Linked DNA regions of Homo sapiens: region 2 is linked to region 1. A link is a contact called in ENCODE Hi-C data. All regions are on one chromosome and are shown on one strand. Each heading gives the region's core, a stretch centred on a gene start or an enhancer-like site at or near the end of the contact. The rest is flanking DNA. Distances are from core to core; before and after follow the strand shown.

Evidence for each region. A loop is a pair of places that touch in the nucleus more often than their neighbours do. Pooled maps may share reads with other maps.
Region 2: a map with no recorded cell type shows a loop between it and region 1 (10-fold over the local background). The contact joins two enhancer-like sites. A Hi-C loop is called at or near these places in 3 of 37 single-sample maps with no recorded cell type and 3 of 50 pooled maps.

The regions. Positions count from the first base shown.
Region 1 is chr2:11,752,151-11,759,183 of GRCh38, reverse strand. The region is part of intron 1 of LPIN1 (lipin 1); the gene reads right to left. Among named protein-coding and RNA genes, the nearest start is that of LPIN1, 9.0 kb to the right of the region's middle. RefSeq lists an enhancer at 5,180-5,389. Within about 2 kb of position 5,248, at least 27 of the 41 ENCODE cell types and tissues checked have a DNase peak (open chromatin) inside an H3K27ac peak, as active enhancers do.
Region 2 is chr2:15,309,238-15,315,915 of GRCh38, reverse strand. NBAS (NBAS subunit of NRZ tethering complex) reads left to right here. Exons shown (of 52, transcript NM_015909.4): 39 at 6,669-6,678. Among named protein-coding and RNA genes, the nearest start is that of NBAS, 250 kb to the left of the region's middle. Within about 2 kb of position 4,220, at least 3 of the 41 ENCODE cell types and tissues checked have a DNase peak (open chromatin) inside an H3K27ac peak, as active enhancers do.

The sequences.
Region 1 (7,033 bases), core at 3,999-6,498:
AAGAAAGAAAGAAAGAAAGAAAGAAAGAAAGAAAGAAAGAAAGAAAGAAAAGAAAGAAAGCAAGCTAGCTAGCTCATAACTGGATAGCATTACCACATCTCTGCATCCTAGCCTCTCCTCTGTAAAGGGGGCGCATTGGCCTGAGTGACCTGCAAGGTCTAATTCCAGCTCTATCCGTTCCAAGACAAAGGCTCCACTCCTTAGTTCTTAGCAACTGAAGAAGCATCTTTAATAACTGAATCGTTGCTCTGCTCTCTTGTTCTCAACTAAGGGATCCTTAGTTGTTGTTCCAACAACCTCATTTTTTAAAAGTAAGCCCAGAAACAGGAAGTGACTTAGCGAAGCTCCCCCCATGGCAAAGACAGAGCCAAGACTACAGTTTCTTCTGTGACCTTCCCACTGGATTGGTCTGGAGTATTTTCCTACCGCAAAGAATCAGAAGGTGCTTTGATATCAGCTGTGGCTTTAGCTTAGATTAGTGGTGCTTTGATATCTTTAGCTGTCCCCTCTATTGAATAACTTCTTTGCAAATCTGAAAATACCTGGATTTGAAAGCAGGAAATCTTCTCAATAATTCTCAACAAGTGACAGGGTCATGGGCTCCACCTGGCAGTCTTTTGTCTGTTCCTAGGAACTCAACATCTACACCCTGGGCCTGCCTTAAACTAAGCACTGAAAGTTTTTAAAAGGGTGAATACCACCACCTCACATCTATTAAGATGGCTACTATTTAAGAAAAAAAAAGACAGAATATAACAAGTGTTGGCAAGGATATGGAGAAACTGGAACTCTTGTCCACTGTTGGCGGGAATGTAAAATGTGGAGCCACTTCAGAAAATAGTCTGAATTCCTCAAAAAAATAAAAATAAAATTAGCTTATGATCCAGCCATTCCAGTCCCGGGTATATATCAAAAAAAAAAACTGAAAGCAGGTCTCGAAAAGATATTGGCACACCCATGGTCGTGGCAGCATTATTCATAATAGCCAAAAGGAGGCAGCAACTCCAGTGTGACAGATGAATGGAAAAGCAAAATGCGGTCCATCCATATCATGGACTATTACTGAGCCTTAAAAAGAAAGGAAATTCTGATACATGCTACTGTGTAGATGAACCTTGAGGACAGTAGGCTAAATGAAATAGGCCAGTCACAAAAGGACAAATGCTGTATGACTCTACTTACATGAGCTACCTTAGACAGACAAACTCATAGAAACAGAAAGACTGATTACCAGGGGCTAGGGAGAAGCGGAAAATAGGGAGTCAGTGTGTGTTTAATGGGTACAGGGTTTCCATTTTGCCACTGAACCACACACTTAAAGATGGTTAAAATGGCAAATTTTATGTTATATGTATTTTATCACAATTAACTTTTTTTTTTTAAGAATTGGGGAGAGAGAAAATTGTATTAACCAGAACTCATTTCAGGAAGCCAGGATACTATTTGGTTAAACAATTTCTTTGAAAGAGAGCTTGGGGTGGAGGGGGCAATCCCTCCCCCAGGAGGCACGGGAGGGACCATGCCCTTTAAGGGACCGGGGTGGGCCCAGTCACCCCAGGCACCTGTTGCCTGGAGGGGTGCAGGCAGGTTAGAGGCAGCCAGGCTCTTCTTTCTCTGCCCTTCCTCCAAGCTCTCTTTGAAATAAATCTAGCACATATGTTTAAAGAATACAAGAATAAACCAGCTGGGCATAAATTCCCAAATTTTACTCTCAGTTATGTTTCGAGTAAAAGGCTGGAGGAAGAAGCTAATTTACCTGAAGAAGTCAGACAAACCCAGCCAATCAACCCACCTCCCCATACCTGCCCATTAATCTCATGACTGTCTTTGGTGTCAGTTTCCTGCTGTCTGCTAAAACACGTGATCAAGCAGTGAGGGGAATATCTGCTTTAAAGAAGAAAGTATCTTAATTACCTCAAGGGTGACAAACGATAAACAAAACCTGCAGAGGACCAAATGGAAGGCTTCAATTTCCAGTGGAACGGCTTTCAGATGCCTGCTATTCACTCACCCCATACCAAATTCCTTTCAAACCTACTGACTTTAATCTCAAAATTTGGCAAGAAATAGCAGCTTCACCTCACGGGATTTTATTTACCACTTGAAACAGGACTCTACAACCCCTAGTTCAAATGTTTTTGATGGAAAACTCAGCCAAATCTTACAAATATCCTTTGGCAAGACTGGGTTTCTCTAACTGTGGATTTTCAGAAAAGCTCTAAGGTTAAGAAACATGTAAGTTTTTTCAATGTGACATCGTCTAGCTTGACCTTCTGAAATAATACAAATTTTCTGAGGTTATTACATCCCACTGGAATACCATCTTTCCAGATACCTCTGGGTTAGAAACTGTTTTATGTTAGAACCAAACAGATAATACACCAAAGAACATAAAAATCTACAAGCGTATTCCACTTAGAATTCTACCTATGACATTAATAATAAATAGCATACTCAACTCGAACAGCATCGATTATTAAAAATAAATATAGGGGCCGGGCACTCACGCCTATAATGCCAGCACTTTGGTAGGCCAAGGAGGGCGGATCACCTGAGGTCAGGAATTCGAGACCAGCCTGGCCAACATGGTCAGGCTCTCTACAAAATACCCCATCTCTACAGAAATACAAAAATTAGCATGATGGTGAGTGCCTGTAATCCCAGCTACTCGAGAGGCTGAGGCAGGAGAATTGCTTGAACCCAGGAGGCAGAGGTTGCAATGGGCTGAGATCACGTCATTGTACTCCAGCCTGGGCGACAGAGTGAGACTCCATCTCAAAAAAATATAAAATAAATAAATAAATAAAGGGATTTGAATTATTTTAGTCCACGCCTCTTAATGGACAATTCAGGAATCTGCTGTTCCACTCATTTATTATGCAAGTAAATAACAATGATTTTAATTCCCTTTCTAGTTCCTTCAACTAGAACATTACCTAAGGCACGTTATCTGGGACATAACAGTGGGTCCATTTTCACATTGTGGGTTTGCTCCTTGGAAATGAAATGATGTCATGGTAAGCAACATCTAATTATATATAAGACTGGCCGAGCAAATGCAAATGCAAAACTGTCTCAATAAATGTACTCTTACAATCCCCGTTTTTGTTCATCTTTCTCACTTGTACTTTTCTTCCTACTCTCCTTTCTTTAAGAACTAAGTGGCCAGGCGTGGTGGCTTATGCCTGTGATCCCAGCACTTTGGGAGGCCAAGGCGGGCAGATCATGAGGTCAGGAGACCGAGATCATCCTGGCTAACACGGTGAAACCACGTCTCTACTAAAAATACAAAAAATAAGCCAGGCACAGTGGCACGCACCTGTAGTCCCAGCTACTCAGGAGGCTGAGGCAGGAGAGTCGCTTGAACCCAGGAGGCGCAGCTTGCAGTGAGCCGAGACGGCGCCACTGAACTCCAGCTTGGGCGACAGAGCGAGACTCTGTCTCAAAAAAAAAAAAAAAAGAACTAAGTGTCTTGCAGGAGTTGAACAATAATTACCCCTCAAATCTGGATTTCCACCTGCCTCCTCCATTTCCTCCCCCGGCTGTCCAGGTATATGACCCCTTCATAAACATGCCCACACAACTCTATCTTTCAGCCTCAACCTTCTCCTCAGCCCTCCAGCCCAGCCATCCAGGGCAGTAGCTTGATCAATATTACTGTCATTTGTCAAGTGGCTGAACAGACATCTGTCTACCAAGTGAGTCTTCTCTCCTTGAGGACAGGGACGAGGCTTGCTCATTTCTGACGCGGTACCTGCCCCATCGCAGGGCCCATCTCAAGCAAGAAACTTTTATTTTTGGTCCCATCACGACATTCCAGAGTGTAAAACAGCAAGATGCACCCACCACCCTCAAAGTAGCTTGGCAAGTCGGGGCACGAGGGGGAAAAGCACTAAAATTTAAAAATGAGAAGAAATGGCCGGGCGCGGTGGCTCATGCCTGTAATCCCAGCACTTTGGGAGGCTGAGGCGGGCGGATCACGAGGTCAGGAGATCGAGACCATCCTGGCTAACATGGTGAAACCCCGTCTCTGCTAAAAATACAAAAAAGATTAGCCGGGCATGGTGGCGGGCGCCTGTAGTCCCAGCTACTTGGGAGGCTGAGGCAGGAGAATGGCGTGAACCCGGGAGGCAGAGCTTGCAGTGAGCCGAGATCGTGCCACTGCACTCCAGCCTGGGTGACTCCGTCTCAAAAAAAAAAAAAAAAATTAGAAGAAATGAAGAAGACAGCAGGAATTGTTCTCTGCCAGAGCATAAATTTCACAAGACAATGCTCCCAAACAAAATTCACTGCAAACAGTTTAAATAAACAGCTGTGACACCTAAGGGTAAGACTGAAAAGCAGAAATGACACAAAATTGGGGGTCGGAAGGCCTGGCTGTGAGTGTTAACTTCTGGCATTTACCAGCTATGTGTGTGGGAGCAGGGTATTAACACAATGGCTCTGACTGAGCCCACCAGGCTGTCATCCTCAGTGGTCAACACAACGACTAGTTTGGAAAGGTCTTTGCTCCTGGACAACACATGCAAAATCTTATTATTGTCATGACCTCCCATAGGAGGTGGCTACAGAAGCAAGGCTCAGGGTTGGCCCTGGATGTGACACCTTCAAAACTGCTCTCACCCGCAGCATCACCACTCCCTGACAGAGCCTCTCAGAAGGTAAAGTCAAAAGCCATTGTTCAAAACCTTCCCTACAACCCTTAAGGACTTAGAAAGGCCGAAACACCCTCCTGGGTTCAGTCTGTGATTGAAGACTTCTCTGGCACTTGCTCAGCTCCGAGTGATTCATCATTTCCTGGAGAGAAGCTACCCAAAACCCACTCACTGCCCAGAGAGCAAACACGATCTGTCACATCTGCCCTCACGGCAGGTGCTTAAAGGGCACCTGTGGGCTTAAGGCACATCCAAGGAGCCTGGTGATTCAAAAGCCAACCTAATATCACTCTGGGATGGGGTGCCCCTTATCTGTGTTCCTGTTATCAGCAGGAAATTACAGCTCTCAGATACAGACCTGGCTGCTGCTCGTGGGGCCAACGGATCATGTCAGGACAACTAAATGACCACCCCTGGCACCCTTCCTCTAGGGAAGGCACTGTCGGCTCCCCAGCTGGGCTTGACAGGGACGATTTTGGGGCTTCCTGCTCACTGCCCTAGCCGCCCTCCTCTGAGCACACTACAGTCAGTGTCTCAGCACCTGGGGACTCTATCTGTGGTCCGCCCAGCACTGGATAAAGTCACAAACATCACGCTGTTACTGGTGTTCGCCGAGATCACATCCACCTTGGAGGTTTACAAGACAAATGAGGATTTTCATCCAAAGCATTTAAAAACACAAAAAGCTTCTAGGAAGTGCCCAAAATGGTATCATGACTAATAAGACTTGCATGAAAATGAAATTGATTTATAAATAGTGTTAGCTTCCTCCTGTAATTTACACTTACGGCAAAGAGGAAGTCTTTTCAGAGCATTGTGGACTGATACTTAACGGCGGTTGATAAGGGTGATGAATTACCTGTGACAAAAGAGGAAGTCTGGCTCAGACTCAGGGTGATACAGGGAAAGGAACACAGACAGAAAGTCAGGCCACCTGGGCAGCAGCCCACGCCCTGCTGTAACTGGCACACACTTATAGGCAGCTGCTGCCCTCTGCCAGGTCTGGATTGACTGAGTCCACCAGCGTCCCTGTGGTTAAACTGTCCTGGCCAGAGTGCCTTGAGGAGCTTCTTAAACAGAAGAGCACAGCTCTGCATCCATCACTACCTGCTGGGAAATTGGGGACTTTCTTGGCATGCCAGGGTTCGTGAGACATTCCCGTCCAAAATACAAAAACTCACTAGAAAAGCTGGAGATGCTTTAAAAGGCCTGCAGGTCAGAGGCCCTGCAAGTCAGAGGCCTTTTAAAGGTCTTTCAATACTTCCTGACAAAAGTGATGAAAGAGCAAAAACAGCCAGCCCTGGGGTCCCGCCACCAAAGCCCTGCCTGTGTTAGGCAGGTGGGAAATTTTGCAGCTCTTGCAGTGAGCTTCCAGGGTGGCAAAGTGGCAGGCGTCTCCTCCTCCAGCACACCCCCACCCTGCTCATCCCCCTCCTTGCCCAGGGACAGGAGGGCGTTCCCATAATTAAGCTCATCTGTAGAACTCCAGCACACAGCAGACGCTCCAAAGCATTCACGACCGCAATTTCATACAGTTCCAGAAAGGACAGCACTGCGGACACTGTCAGGATGAGGTGACAGAGGTCACATGGTTTCTTGCCTCACGATTAAATTAGAAAATTCCACATTTATTCCAAAATTGGCAGAATCCATCTCCAGGCTTCACAAATTGCCAAGAAACGCTGCTTTCTTGGAACTGCCAAAATTCAAAACCCCTGCCACAGCTTTCCTAACCCCACAATTTTTGCCAACACCAGCCACCTCTAGAAGATTAAGGTCAGTTTAAAATGGCCTTGGAGGCCGGGCGCGGTGGCTCACGCCTGTAATCCCAGCACTTTGGGAGGCCGAGGCGGGCGGATCACGAGGTCAGGAGATCGAGACCATCCCGGCTAAAACGGTGAAACCCCGTCTCTACTAAAAATACAAAAAATTAGCCGGGCGTAGTGGCGGGCGCCTGTAGTCCCAGCTACTTGGGAGGCTGAGGCAGGAGAATGGCGTGAACCCGGGAGGCGGAGCTTGCAGTGAGCCGAGATCCCGCCACTGCACTCCAGCCTGGGCGACAGAGCGAGACTCCGTCTCAAAAAAAAAAAAAAAATGGCCTTGGAACAGCTCAAAAGAAAAAATGGACAAAACATATAGACAGTTCACATTTGGCCAATAATATATGAGAGAGATATTCAACCCCATTCATAATTAAAGATACAGGAATCGAAAGAGGCCTTTCAGATGGTCCAAAATCAAAGCATTTCATTAAAACCCCAGGGCCCATGAAAAGTAGGAGAATCAGACATCGTCACTCACTACTAACAGGGTCATAAATGGGGTAAGCAATGTGGCAATGCCCATCTTTTGGGGCACCTATTGGCAAACCCTAGCAA
Region 2 (6,678 bases), core at 2,971-5,470, 3.6 Mb before region 1:
AGTCTGGGTGAGGGCTGCTGAGACAGTTTTGATGCCCAGAGGTAGAGTGGAGACTCATGTTCTCCACTGTTCCCATCAGTTCCCTACAATTCATGTTAGTTAGGAGAGCCCTGGGCTAGGCACATTATAGAGATTAATGCCTGGGATTATTGTGTGGGAGAAAAAAAGTCATGAGATAACTTCAACAACAATTGTGTTAGGGATTTGAGAAGAGAGATTCCTTTCCTTTCCATCTCAAATCCTGTGGAGAGTGGTATACTTGATGCCTGGGATTTTTCCAGTCTTGAAGCAGCTGGGAGGCCATGGGTTTAGTGTGGCCAGAAACAGCTGGCTGAGTGCAGTGCTGGAGACCAGGCATATATAACTTGTCCAGAAGTGTCTTCTAGGAAACCCCCTTTGGGGAATAAGTAACTGACAGGGAGCTTAAGCATTTGACGCAGTTTTCAGGGAGGATTTCTTTCATTTTTCTTCCCCAGCATTTTTATTGAGAAAATTTAAAATTCACAGTAAAGTTGAAATAATTTTGCAGTGAACTCCTGTTCAATCCTGCTCATTCTCCGTTCACTCCCGTACACTCCTGTGTACCCTCCAGTTAATATTGCCACATTTACTGTACCTGTATTTTTCCACCCCTCTATTCATCAACCAAACCCAACTTCTTTTCTGATGCATTTCAAAGTAAATCATAGATATCAGTAAACTTCACCTCTTGACACTACACTGCATATCTTTAACTATTTTTTACTTTTGTGTGTTTTAAAATTTACAGTGAATTACAAAAATCTTAGTTGTATGATTGTACAGATTGTGACAAGTGCAGCACCTGTGTAACCCTCACTCCTGTCAAGATGCAGACCTTATTGCCACCCTAGAAAGTCTTAGCCTCTTCCCAGCACACGCCCAACCCACACTTCCGACAGGGCACCCCATGCTCTGATTTTTCCCCACTGTAGATTAGTTTTGATTGTTCTAGAATTCATTAAATGCAATCATATATTTTGTATAACAAAGTGAAAGTTTTTGAGATTCATCTATGTTGTATCCATCCGTAGGTTTTTGTTTTTGTTTTAAATTATTGAGTAGTATTTCATTGTAGGCATATAAAACTGTACATCCACGCTCCTATTAAAGGATACCTGGGGTCTTTCAGCTTATGGTTGTTATTGTTTTAAAAAGCTGCTGTGAACTCTCATACAAGTATTTTGGTGGACATGTGTTTTCATTTCTCTTAGGTAAATTTTAATGGTATTGCTGGGTCAAAGATTATGGGTTTGTTTAGTTTTATAAGGGACCGCCAGAATTCTTTTACTTTCAGCTGTTGTGGATTTTTTGGGCTGTGGTTTTTCAAGACTGTGGGTTTTCTATCTGAGTTTTACCTGCCCAGCATGGCACGGGCAGGAGCTTGCCCTCAGGATTGAAGCTGTAAAGATGGGAAACTCACCAATACCATTCATTCTTTCAAATGGCAGCCATCTTCCAGTTTTTATTGGCTTTAGGTAACTATCCAGTGGCTTTTAATACTTGTTTTTTGTTGTTGTTGTTATTTGTTTGTTTTGTGATGGAGTCTCTCTCTGTTGCCCAGGCTGGAGTGCAGCGGTGTGATCTTGTCTTGGCGCACTGCAGTCTCTGCCTCCCAGGTTCAAGCAATTCTCATGCGTCAGCCTCCTGAGTAGCTGGGACTACCGGTGCATGCCATCATGTCTGGATAGTTTTTTTGTATTTTTAGTAGAGATGGGGTTTCACCATCTTGACCAGGCTGGTCTCAAACTCCTAGCTTCAAGTGATCCACCTGCCTCGGCCTCCCAAAGTGCTGGGATTACAGGCATGAGCCACCATGCCCGGCCTTTTAATACTTGTTTTTTATATTTTATCTAGAGTTTACAGTTTTAATCTGTAGGAGGGCTGTCTGGATAATAGAACCCAATCACTGAAGAATTTAAATAGAATTACTATTCTGGATTTCACTGGAGTTCACCAGGTGACGTGTGGTTAATGTCTGAGTCATAGTTTCCTAGAAAGAGTAATAGAAAGCCAGAGAGCCTTTTGCTTAGGATTAATTCTGAGGAGTCAACTCATGAATGAAGTCTTTAACTGGTCAAAATAATTTTGCACATTCTCCAGCTGGCTTGGGTGGTTGAAACAGATGTCAAGAAGTCCCTAGGGAATTAGACCTCATGGATGTTCAGGTGGGTGAACTGCACAAGCTCAACAGCATTTCTGGAGGAGATGCTCAAAGTGAGAATTTAAAAACCACATGGCAGTAGCAATGAAAATTGCAGTTGCATGTGTTGTTTGACCCAGTAGCTCCACTTCTAGGAATTTATCCTAAGAATATCTTCATTCACATTCTTAAAATGGCATATATTAATTGTTTGTCATAGCATAACATTGTCAATCGCCTGATAGGTACTGATCAAGAAAGACATCGATTTTATTTTGGGTCTTCTGTTTCCTGTCTTTACAGATGAACTGCCTTTCTGAGTTTGGCAGATTTACATAAGCTTCCAAGCCTGTGTAAAAACAAGATAATACTATCTTCTTGCAGGATTTTTGAGACACATAGAGCTAAGTGATATAAAACACCTATTTCATGTTTGGCTCCTCAGAGCATATATTTTTAAAATTATATGTATTTGTGTTTTAGATTAATTTTATTATTTTTGTTATACAAAGCAATGGCATGAGCACAGGCAGAGAGTTTGGATAGCAGACTGATTTGGTTGACATACAGGGTAGGTTTAATGGCAAATTAAAACCACAAATTAAAGTTGGCCCATATTTATGGAGACTTTAAACGCTCCATAGGAAATGTTAACTTTCGTTTTTTAGGGAATGGGAAACTAATGAAGATTCTTTTTCTGAGCTAGAGAATGACACAATTACTGAGTGCTTGAGTAAAATTAATATGAAACTGCTATTTTAAGAAAGTGCTGGAAGGAGAAAGACTGAAGGCATCAGGTAGAGCAGCATTGGGGGGCTATTGAAATGGTCTAATTTTTGAACAATTAAAGCCTAGAGTTTGTGGCAGTGAAAATAGAAAGTATGTGTGAAAGAGTTCTTTGGAAATTATTCAGTTGGATTTGACGAGGAACCAAGTGCTGGCAGCAGAGGAGAGGATGAAGTCCAAGATGACTCTGTGGTGTTAAGTTTAGTTTATTGGGAAAATAAGGTACTATTTTAGAAATATGAAAGTTATTGGGTAAAGAATGATTAATTTGAGGTAGCATTTGAGTGGCAGTGTCCAACAAGGAGTTGGTAAGGCCAGTCTTATGAGATGGTTCAAACCTAAATAGTGGGAAAATAGACCAGGGTACCAGCTGAATTTAAGGATAGAATTGAGACTGGGCATGGTAGCTCATGCCTGTAATACCAGCACTTTGGGAATTCGAGGCAGGAGGATCACTTGAGGCCATCAGTTCAAGACCAGCTTGGGCACCATGAAAATACTCCGTCTCTATAAAAAAATTTTAAAGCAATAGTCTGGTGTGGTGGCACACGCCTGTCATTCTAGCTACATGGGAGGCTTAGGCAGGAGGTTCACTTGAGCCCAGATTTTGAGGCTACAGTGAGCCAAGACTGTCCCATTCTACTACAGCCTGGGCAATAGACTGAGACCCCATCTCTTTAAAAAGTAAAGAAAAAAAAAGAATGTAGTTGAATTCTCTAGGTGAGGATGTAAGGTGGGATTAAGAGATAGTGAAGAACTGACCTAACTGAATACTCACATTGAAGAATCAAGGACGAAGATCTGGTGACGCACACAGAGGAGGATCATCTGAGGAACAGATGCAGGAGAACTCAGTGTCCTTGAAGCCAAAGGCAGGCCTATCTGGCAGTGCCTAGTGCTACAGTGAGATTTAAGAGAAAAAGAAGAGAGAAAAGACCTTGGGTTTGGTGACCTTTGGAGGTCATATTACTTGGGACCCAGGGATGGAGGGACTTGAGGAAAGAGGGAGTGTCAAGGTAATGGGTGCAGTGGGGCAGACCACTCATTTGTAAGGTTAGCAGTGAAAAGAAAGGGGACTGTGGAAGTTGTCAGAGTGGAGAGTTATCAAGGGGAGAATTCTTTTCTAACACCGAGATGATTTGTTTGTGTGTTGGCACTAGGCAAATAAAAAAGTTACTGTGACTCTGAATCCTCTCTTGTAAGTTGAGGAAAACATCTAACTTCTTCCGTAGAGAGGTTGTGAGGGGGAACTAATTCAAATGATTGCTGAGTGCTCGTTGAGAAGCAGCTAAGCCACAGGAAATAAGATAACAGAGGTTTGTCAGCTCATCAAGTGTGACTATTTAAGTCTGTTCTTGCTTCTTGGTGAAATTAGTCTTTATGCTTAAATGCAATTGTTAATTCATTAATAATTATGATTTATCTAAAATGGAAATAATTGTCTCTGTTGCACTGTGGTTGTTATTGGAAGAACCTTTTATCAATCATTTTTAGTGGGAAACGAAAACATGTTGTAACTGAAGAAAAGAATTTGCTTACTCAAGCCTGTGGTTTATAGAGGGATGGAGGGAACCTACTGGGTACTTTCTGTGTGCTAGAGTGATGCTCTGCACTTTGCATACTTTACTTCATTTAGTCCTTATTTACTGCTTCAGACCCCAAATGCAAAATGCTTTGAAAACCAGAAAGATTTTTATAATTTGTTTGGCATCAAAACCTGAACTAAACTGACATGAGGCTACTTTATAGTCTGCTTATCTCACTTAATATGAGTATTCAGATGTTTTGCAGCAGATATATTAATGTCTTTGATTATTGGGTGTTCCCACACCATACTTAGGGTGTTATGTAATACATGATATGTATATAGCACAACCTCCTAAAGTCCAAAACATTCTGAATTCTGGAACTCAAAATTATGTAGTCAATCAGTTGGGGACCTGAGCTTTGATCCCAGGACTTTCTGGTTCTGACAATGGTTTCCTTCCTGCTGTATCATTCTGTTGGATTTTGTAGGCAAGAGATTCATTATATATGTATAGATTTTGTTGTAGTTGTTGTTCTAAAACATGCCTGGGATTTTGGTTTTATCTGGGTATTGGTAAGACACACAGACATGGAAACGATTGTCACGAAGGAAGAAGTTTATATTCACAGATGCCTAAAAATGGAAGGCAGGACACACCCAGGTGGGGAAGCATCCTGGTGGTTTAGAGGCAGAAGGAGCCAGGAGAAGGCATGGGTGAGGGCCCAGGTTTCGTGGGAAGTAATAGGCGAGGCAGGGTAGACAAGTGTTGAGATTACGGGCATGAACCCCCATGCCCAGCTACCTCTTCTTTGATCTTGTAATAGCTTGTACAAAATTTGATTTGGGCCCTTTGAATTACATTTTACATTATTTGTTTAGAGTCTTTTTATTCTTGAAAGGATTCTAATTCATAAGGCAATGTCTGGTTCAAAGAAGGTTCTTGTTGATGTTGAGTGAAGGAATAAATTTGGAAGTAGACCTTGAAATAAATAGCTTTTGATTAGAAAATGTCTCTAAAACTGTATGATTCCTTGCAGGAGCTGAGGCTGACTGGTGGTCCATTTGGTTCCTAAGGTTCGGATAACATGTAGGAAATAAATATTTGGATAACTGATGTTCCCTTTGTAGATACACAGTGGGGAAGACACAGTAGGTTTTCTCTGTGAATCATCCACAGGAAATTTAGAGTTCTAGGTCAGCCTCTGACACTTGAGCCATTTGTAGTTTCCTTCTCACCCTCCCACCATCCCCAGTGCCTAGACTATCAGCTAAACAGAGATTATACAAACAACTTAAATGTCAGTCTAAGTAAGACATAATTGGGAGGGTAAATCTTCTGGAAAAATCATGTGGTGCATTTCCAAAGTCAAATATCATTTCCGTTGAATTATTCGTATACTATCCCCTTCATTAGTGCCGATCATGAGCATCTGTGTTTTTTAAAAATAAAGGATTCATATTGTGATTACATATGACTACTTAGTATTTGCTACTGAGATGCTAAATGAATAGGATACATCCTTATTGAAACAAGCTGTGTACAAACACAGACCGTATTGACAATGCATACTCTTATGTTAAAGCTATGACATTGGCAAGTTGTGGTTTGTGTAAAAATTTATGTGAAAAAGACAAGTTTTTAATGGTTGGGATATTTTAAGACATACAAGCAAAATGAAAGACTGATTTTCTTTTTGTGGAGCGTGATGAGGAGGGGTGTTATTGGAAGGAACAAAATCATATTATCATCATTGTAGTAATCAAAAGATTTACTCTAAATTTGCACTCCTAAAGCTATTTTATTGCTCTGATCTTTAGTACTCATATTATCACCCTCCATATTAGCTAACATTGATACACAATTTTGCAGCATGGTCTGCATCTTTAAAACCAAAATACCCAGCTCTAGGAAACCAGCCTCTCTCATGTCTTTGCACTTAACCTTTGCAGCTGCCCTGACAGAATTTCCTCATGTGTAAGTAACCAATAGTATACTTTTTCTGAATTAAGGCAAGGTTACTATTTAACACAGTTCCATATGATCTGTTTTTAGATGGTGCTGAACAGCCTTTCCTAAAAGGTCTCTGCCACTAATTATTTGTTGAAATCTTATGGGGCTGAAAACATGGCATTTAATAACTATGAATATCATATGCAACCTCAGTAAAATAATGTTTCTTTTTCTGCATTCAGTTCTCTTGCA